Regions from separate parts of the Homo sapiens genome. Here region 1 is linked to region 2. The links are chromatin contacts, found by Hi-C or POLR2A ChIA-PET in ENCODE. All regions are on one chromosome and are shown on one strand. The core of a region is the stretch at or near the end of the contact, and the rest is flanking DNA. Distances in the headings are between cores, read along the strand shown.

What was found. Hi-C counts contacts between places; a loop is a spot of excess contacts on that map. ChIA-PET counts read pairs that join two places held with the same protein, here RNA polymerase II (POLR2A). Pooled maps may share reads with other maps.
Region 1: a map of endothelial cell of umbilical vein shows a loop between it and region 2 (6-fold over the local background). The contact joins two enhancer-like sites. A Hi-C loop is called at or near these places in 4 of 168 maps with a recorded cell type or tissue (Calu3, PC-9, endothelial cell of umbilical vein and 1 more) and 8 of 50 pooled maps. POLR2A ChIA-PET finds 5 or more read pairs at or near these places in 5 of 52 experiments (AG04450, HCT116, PC-9 and 2 more).

Annotation. Positions count from the first base shown.
Region 1 is chr10:127,989,001-127,993,255 of GRCh38, reverse strand. The region is part of intron 2 of PTPRE (protein tyrosine phosphatase receptor type E); the gene reads right to left. Among named protein-coding and RNA genes, the nearest start is that of PTPRE-AS1, 57 kb to the right of the region's middle. Within about 2 kb of position 1,960, at least 13 of the 41 ENCODE cell types and tissues checked have a DNase peak (open chromatin) inside an H3K27ac peak, as active enhancers do; they include PC-9 and endothelial cell of umbilical vein, where a contact is called at or near this core.
Region 2 is chr10:127,943,293-127,947,509 of GRCh38, reverse strand. The region is part of intron 1 of PTPRE (protein tyrosine phosphatase receptor type E); the gene reads right to left. Among named protein-coding and RNA genes, the nearest start is that of PTPRE-AS1, 11 kb to the right of the region's middle. Within about 2 kb of position 1,934, at least 4 of the 41 ENCODE cell types and tissues checked have a DNase peak (open chromatin) inside an H3K27ac peak, as active enhancers do; they include PC-9 and endothelial cell of umbilical vein, where a contact is called at or near this core.

The DNA.
Region 1 (4,255 bases), core at 711-3,210, 46 kb before region 2:
CAAGATTAGTAGTTCATTTCCTTCTAACCACGTCTTAGAAGAAAACCCTTTCCTGGGGATTTAAGAAACTTAGAAGAGGAGCCCCTGGGTTGCTGTGACACCCCTGATGTAGTTCTCTGTCTTTCATAGACCTGAATACGCAATTTCAGTGAGTCTATTTCCTCAACCCTCTGCTCATTTTCAATCAGGACCCTAGATTCTGTGACCGGGGCAACTTCAAACTTTTTCAGATATCCCAGGCACACTGTGATATACACAGCAGACACATTAAAAAAATGCACTACAGCCTCACTGAAATAAAACAATTCTTATTTATTTTTTAGCTTTATGATGAATTTCAGAAAGGGGCTACTTGTTCTGGAGAAAAATGAAGACTCCCACTTACGCGGTTATTACAAATGCCTGGGCACGCACCTGGCTTTCTGACCACATATTTGAGTTTCTGAAGAGGTATTTGGATTTGTTGCATGATACTTAGTTTTCTGAATGGGGACTTGGATTCTAACCAGGTATTTGGGCTCCTGATGCTGTATTTGGATTTTAGACCTGGTACCTAGGTTTCTAGAGCAGGTGTCTGGCTTTCTGATGCAGGTGCATCAGCAAAAGGAGAGGCTCCAGGCCTGCGGTCTGGCCCTGAGGGTAACTCGGGTGTTTCCTGAGTGCCCCGAGGCCCAGGAGCGTTGGTGAGCAGCTGCCCTGAATAGGGGGCCTCTTCACCAGGGAAGCTCGGCTTCAGGAAGCCCCGAGCTGAGGCCCAAGATGCTGGGCTAAGAGCAAATCATTCCCAAAGAAAGAGACCCCCAGCTGCCACCCTTTGTATTTTCAGTGTGCTATGAATTTCGTGCGAGAACTTTTCAGTTTCTTCTGAGGGCCCAACCTGGATGGCGAGAACCCTAGAGCCTTGCAGAGGTGACTCCACTGAGCAGCTAGGGAGACGGATGTCCTTAGAAGAGGGGTGACCTGCTGACCCCCACGTGGTTGCTTAGCACAGACATTCGGTACCTGAGCCTCACAGGCCCCACCTCTGCTCCTTTTCTGGTCATGTTGTTTTCCCCATGACTAACTCCTGAGTGCTCCACCTGCCCCTCCAGCCTCCCTTTCTCACCCCTCTGATCTGCACCCCTCCTGCCACCTCCTTGCTAGCTGTGTTTCCCATCCTCTAGGTTCTTGGGTTCTACTGGGTAAAATCTGATCCTGGGGGCCCCGAGGTGCTGGGCACAGGGAGGAGCTTCAGCTGCTCACCCGGTGGGCTCACTGGTCAGTGCTCAGGACAGGCAGGAGGGACTCACTGTAAAGATAGGGCGGCCTGTGCTTCAGAGTCATCCTGAAGGAGTGGTGTTGAGGGGCCCAGGAGAGGGAACAGTTTGGTAAGGGGTGGGGCCCAAGACAGGAGCTACATAGCTCTGGTGGCCACAAGTACCTCCGGTGCTATTCTAATAAAGATTATGGATCAGAAAGGATTGCCAGATCCCTGCTGGACGGACAGAGGCCAGTCAGAGTCATCAGAGTGGACAGGGGTGAGACCCTGCGAACACTGTAGGGAAACACCTGATATTACCAGGCTTCCCATTAGGAAACCTCCCACGCGACTTCCCAAATGGATTGGATTTGTATTACCCCCAGAAAATGTTTCAAAAAATTGCACAACTTTGGAAAATATTTTTATAGAAAGAAATGTTTTTGAAAGCTGAATGAGACAGGCTCCTTTTCTAGAGAGCATTCCATTCATGATGGCGTCATGCTTGCCGTGTCTTAAGAGCCTAGGTCAGGTTAAACACCCTCTCTTAAGTGATATTAACATGCCTCCTTGTCTCAAACACTGAGAACCACATTACTCAGCTGGTATCAGAAAGAATTTTTTAAAGGAAAATGACTTAATTCTCAGCTCAGCAGGCGGAAAATATACAGCCGTGGGTAGTGAATCACTCATTAAAAATTAAGTCAGTCCGCCCACAACGGGAAACAGCATAACAGAATGTCGGTGTTGGCTTCAGATTGGAAGGAAGCCAAAAACAGGTTTTGAAAATAGTGATGCCTTTGAATTCGATCTTGCTCAAATAGTCTACTTTTGGGATTTCTAACTTCATCCCGGTGACATCCACTTTCCAGTGTGTCTTCTGTTGAGAACTCCCCTAAGAGGGGAACAGAGTGATATCGAGGGTTTCCATGGTTTCTGACGAGATGAAGTGGTTCACCTTCCCAGTGAATCACTTCTTCTAGCAACATAAACCATCACGCGGCCCCCGGAACCATTTGCCAGAATGGCCCTCAGAACAGTGGGAAAAATACCTTTGTTTTATTAACTAACATTTCTGTTTGAGTTTTAAAATCAAAGCCCACGGATTCTCAGCTTTTCCTTCCTGAATAGAAGCAACATTATAAAAAGGAAATGACCATATTTCAAATAAAAATTTTCCATTAATAAAATGCTTTTTAAAAAAATGTTCTTGCTTCTTTTGGAGAGCAGTGAGAGAGCAAAAACAAATGAGCGAGGCAGGAGGAGGAAGCCCCTAGGCCAGTGCTGCTTTCTCATAGGAAGATGACAAAACATTCACCCCAAAACATGCAGACACATCCTGCAAGACAAGGGGATGAGTGCGGCTGGTCCCCGTCATGGCCGACACATGCAGTAGTTACTTTCTGGGGATTTCTGTTGCTAACTCCAAATCCAGACCAGCACCACCCTAGAGCATAGAACTCTAGGTCTTGAAGATGTCTTTAAACAATTCTCACCCAGCCCTTTATGTTTTAGACCAAGAAGGTGTGACTCAGAGTGATGAAGTGACAAGTCTAAGTCACTCCGCTTTCTTTTCTTTTCTTTCTTTTTTTTTTTTTTTTTTTTTTGAGGTGGAGTCATGCTCTGTCACCCAGGCTGGAGTGCAACGGTGCAGTCTCGGCTCACTGCAACCTCCGCCTCCTGGGTTCAAGTGATTCTCCTGCCTCTGCCTCCTGAGTAGCTGAGATTACAGGCACGTGCCACCATGCCTGGCTAATTTTTGTATTTTTAGTGGAGATGAGGTTTTACCATACTGGCCAGGCTGCTCTCAAACTCCTGACCTCAAGTGATCCAACCACCTCAGCCTCCTAAAGTGCTGGGATTACAGAGGCCATTCAACTTTCCAGAACTAAAATCTTTCTAATCAATCATTTTTCTAGGCTCCTGGGCAAAACACACATTTATACTTAGTAGAGAAAGGACTCAAACATTGGCTCTCTAAGCAATATTTCCTGAAATTAGAACTAGAATCAACCACTTCATTTTTCAATATCTTGCACAATTATAAGCTTGCAAGAGATACCTGATAAACCCGATAAACCCTCAGTGAGCGAATGAACAAATTACTGGCTGTGCTGGAAGGAAACATGCCAAGTGTGTGAAAAGAGATTAGAAAGCTGGATTTGGTCAGCAGATAACATGCAGAAATAATTGGGAACTCTGGCCAAGATCAACTCAAGTGATCATAAAACTGTTCCAAAATATAATTATCAACCAGCAAACCGTTTGCAGAATCCACAGGATATGTTCTTATTTGTTAATGTTCTCTGTCACTTGCATAACTGTCAAATAATATTTTTCATAACGGAAAAGTTTTTCTTTTGGCAGGTCTGAACTTCACCTTTGGTGGTGGTAATGAGAGCCGACTGTTTTTTCAGTTGGAGAGGAGCAGCGTTTCAGTCCGAGAGAGCACCGCTGGGGACTGGCACTTCCTTTCCACTGTCCTACAACTCACTTATCCAGCCTGCCTGGGTCTCTGTTTTCCCCTCTTTAAGGGAGAGGTGACAAGGCATGCCTGGACTGCTGCCTCTGCATGTTTAGGGGGCCCACTTGAGATCATGAATTTGAGCATGCTTTGTAAATAAGTGCTCCATATGTATGTGTCTTATCAGAAATGCAATTTTTGTTTAAGCATAAGGCATGTAAGTTATCTGGAAAAACAGGAAATAGAGCAAATCCTGTTTTTCTAAATAATAATTTCACAAACATGAGATTTAAAAAAATTCATTTCTCAGCAGCAACATGCTAACATGATAGCTTTAAATATATAATATGTATATGTAAAATATAATATATATAGCTTTAAGAAGCTATCTATATGTATATGTTATAGCACTTGAACATGAAATCTGCACCATTTCTGATAGCAGATGAATCTTGGTAGAGTTGTTTGAAATCAGTTAAATACTATCAACATATTTTTTAAAAGTTGTTAGAACTGAAACAGCCCTCATCATAAAATAAACACAAATCCAGTTT
Region 2 (4,217 bases), core at 685-3,184:
AGAGATAAATAAAATGTAAACCCATGGGACAAACCTGAATTCTTCAGAGCAAGAGACAGACTTCTAACACACAGCATAGGGGAGAATGGGCCTCAGGGTGTGGCAACACCTCAACACTATTTCCTAACAGTTGAAGAAGACAATCAGGGGAGGTTTTCCTAGGAGAGGAGTTTTGAATGCACGTGAATCTGGCTCACTTTAGATAAACATACCTCTGAGAATTTTTATTTATTTTGTTTTCACATCTACACTTATTTAATTTTCCAAAACTAAAATATAACCTCTTTTCCAATCACTAAATAAATGTGATCACTGTATTATAAAAACAATTGAACAATGCACAAGAGTATTTTTTTTAAAGTCAAACTGAAGTGCTATCACATTTTCGTGGCTGTCCCATGGCGTAAACCCTTCTCTGTGTCTATGCAATTTTACACAAATCACACTATAAATGATATTTAAAAACATATAGCTTTTTTTTTTTTTTTTGAGACAGGGTCTCATTCTGTCATCTAAGCTGGAGTGTAGTGGCACAATCATGGTGGCCTTGCCCTCCTGAGCTCGAGGGATCCTCCTGCCTCAGCCTCCCCAGTAGCTAGGACTACAGTCACAAGCCATCACATCTGGCTTTAGTTTTTAGCAGAGCCAGGGTCTCACGATGTTGCCCAGGTTGGTCTCGAACTCCTGGGCTCAAGTGATCCTCCCACCTCAGCCTCTCAGAGTGCTGGGATTACAGACACGAGCTGCCGTGTCCTGTGATTCCTTGTTTCTTTTCTTCCTACTCCTCCCCTTTTCTGTACCCACTTTCACTCTATGCCTCTATGCAGTCTTTGTGACCTGCAGTGTGTCTGCACACACCTTTGTCCCTGTACCCACAATTACAGATGAGCAAGTGTGCACAGGTGCAATGTGCAAGCGCATCTTGCTCTTCTCTCTTACCAATGCGGGGTGGAAATCCCTCCCTGCCAGCCTGCGAGGTCTGATGAATATCTCCCAGGGGCTGCAGACTGCTCCATGATGCAGATGCAGAATCAATCTCTTTTCAATCTTTCCCTGTTGACAGGCCTTGCCATTATAAATTTAGTGTTTTATTTTTTGCCGCAATAAACATCCTTGTATATATATCCTTACTTATTTGCCCCAAAATGAGGGCTGAGAGTTCTTTTTCTTCCTAGGCCCTTGAGCAGGATCGGCCACATAGTAAGTTATCAATATCAGTGAAATGGTATATACACGAATAGCCATTCATTCTCCAAGCATTTTGATGTGTGTTTTCTCTTTGTACTTGGGCCCTGAAAGGAAGATTCAGAAGAAGGAAGTCATGCAGCCTGCACCCCTTGCTGGCCTCAGCCAGAAACAAACTCCCAGGTGCTTCTCTGACAGGCACTTCCTGACCCCACAGCATCTGACCTTCTTCTCCAGCCACCTCCTATGCTCTGCTGTGCTCCTCCTGGATCTACTCCTGGCCCATCTTCACCTCAAGGTGCCAGATGCAGCCACACACCAATGCCTCTCAGAGACCCACAGAGAGCTCTGTAGGGGATACTCCATGGAGTCATAGTAGGTCAAAGGCAGAACATCCTGAAATGGTGATTTACAACCTTTTCTTCATGAGCTACAATATGCACGACCAGAAGAGAACTCCATGATGTCAGCGACCCCACAGGGGTTAGCAACGATGAAGGATAAAACAGAGAATGTATTTCTGTGTCCATTTGCCTCAGAACAAGCAGAGGAGGAGAGAGGGGTGATGAATCTTGAGGAGGAAAACATATCACTGAGAAAAACCAAATGACCTGTTGGCCCGCCCTTTGGAGCCTTGAGAGGAAGAAAGCCCTGCTCAGCCCAAACATCTCACACTCACAGGCCTCTCTGAATACCCTGGGGACATATGACCTACTTCCCTGAGAACATGTCATAACAGTGAGTCTTTGGATCACTGCCAAACCCCATTCCTGTAGAGGAAGGTGACACACGCTCCATACATCAGCTTCCTTTGAAGCATGGCATTCATTGTTTGTGACATTTGTTCTGAGACAGAGGCCTCCTCAAAGGAGAGCCCAGAGCAGACAGTAAGACACAGGTGTCCACAGGCAAGGAGCCCAAAGTCTGGCTGGCATGTTGCCTTGGGCTTCAGATATGAGGTCAGGCACAGAGGCCTTTTCTCCTCTACCTGCTTGCCCTGGAAGATTCTCCACATTGAGTTGCCAGTTCCGCAAGTCACCCCTCTCACCCCCATGTATGAATGTTGCTACAGCAGCACAACTAAGCAGGGAATGATCTTAAAGACTGTCTAATCCCAGATCCATATTCACTCTTTAGTCCAATAACTTCGAAAACCAACCAGGTACTGGGCACTGCACTAAGCTCTGGATGTGCAGGGGAAGGGTGAGGAAGCTGGAGGGTCTTTCCTGAGGTCCAATGAAGGAGATAGGCTTATAAACAGATCCATGCCACAAGGCACTCCTGGCCCATGACAGTCACAACGATCCATCCCTAGCCTTCTCTTCCTTTCCCCCATTATTTTGATAGAAGGTGCCACCATCCCCCCAGCTGTCCAGCCCACTGGGGGTCACTCTAGATGCCGCCCTCTTTTTCCCCACACATCTAAAGAACAGTCACTGATTCCTGATCTTCAGGCTTTCTAAAAATGTGTGGAATCTGCCCACTCTCTCCATCTCATTGCCACCTACCTAATTTTATGCCACTATCTTCTTTCACTGCAACAACCCCCTAGCTAGTCTCTTGCTTCCAGTCTTGTACCTACACCAGCCTGCTATCCACGTGGAGCCACAGAGATCTTTCAAATACACAGTTCCATTTGTCACTCTCCTGCTCAATCTCCTCAAATGACCTTCTATTATGTGCAAAATCCTTATAGGGCCTTCATGATCCAGTTTCTGCCTACTTTTCTAACCTCACTAACCTATCCATCCATCTATCCACCCATCCATCCATCCACTTATCCATCCATCCATTTATCCATCCATCCACCCATCCATCCATCCATCCATCCATCCATCCATCCATCCATCCATCCGTCTGTCCATGTATCCATCCATCTGTCCATCCATCCATCCACTTATCCATGCATGCATCCATCCATCCATCCATCCATCCATCCACATATCCATCCATCTGTCCATCGTCCATCCATCCATCCACCCACCCACCATTTAGCCATTCAATCAATATTTATCAAGTACCTCCCAGAGGTGCTCATCCATCCCTGACTATCATGCTGCATGTGACACAACAGCTGTGGTCTTCCTCTTAATTCTCAGTCCTACTTTATACCCCAGTTCTGGTCCCTGGATTCTTATCAGGCCCTCTGAGCAGTAATATTCCCTGGACTTCAGTCCTTCCAGCAGCAGAACCATGATTTGCTGCCACTCTCCACCCTGGCCGAAAGTCAAAGCTTGGCCATTGGCTGACTCACATCCCTGACAGGAGCAACTTTGTGTGCCCTTAGGTTCTGTCGTGCACAAATGCCCCACTTGTTGGGCCAACACTATTGCTTCTAATTAGACTTCCCAGCCCCAATGCCCATAGGAACTACTTCCTCCTCCTTCCACCCAGAGTCCACAGCCAGGTCAACCCACACACACTCATACACCATGCCCAATACTGCCACCCCAGCAGTGGGCACGGTCATTCCAGTCTGCCTGTCCAGCTCGTGAGGAACAGGCCTCCTTAGCTCTGTTCTGAGACTAGCAAATGTGAGGCTGGGAAGGTCTGGAATTAAGAGAGTTTGGAGAAGACCAATAAAATCCCCTTGGGAAGTGCTGACCAACTGCAGAATAAAGTGGCTGAGTCTCTCCAATACCATCTGCCTGAGCAAATGAAATCAGAGTCACCTCAGCTGCCCTGGAAGCCTCCTGCGCATTCCAGGCAGCAGAACTTCTGGGGCTTGGGGTGTTGGTGGGTGGAGCTTCCCCATGACCACCGCATTGTCTCACTGTGGGTGGGGTCTTCACCGACCTTCCTTCAACCTAGACTCAGAGGCTCAGGTAGCCGTCTCCCTCCTGCATGGGAGAAGACGACGGGAAAGTTCTCGCATGCACAGACAAAGAGCTGCAGGAACTCATGGAGCCCCAGTGCCTTCCAGGCTGGTGGCAGAGACACTCTAGGAGAGGATTAGCAACCTACTCCTCAACTCGAGGGTTACAGGGAGTGTGAGAGACTGGCAGCCAGGCAAGTTTGGGGGTTCCTTATAA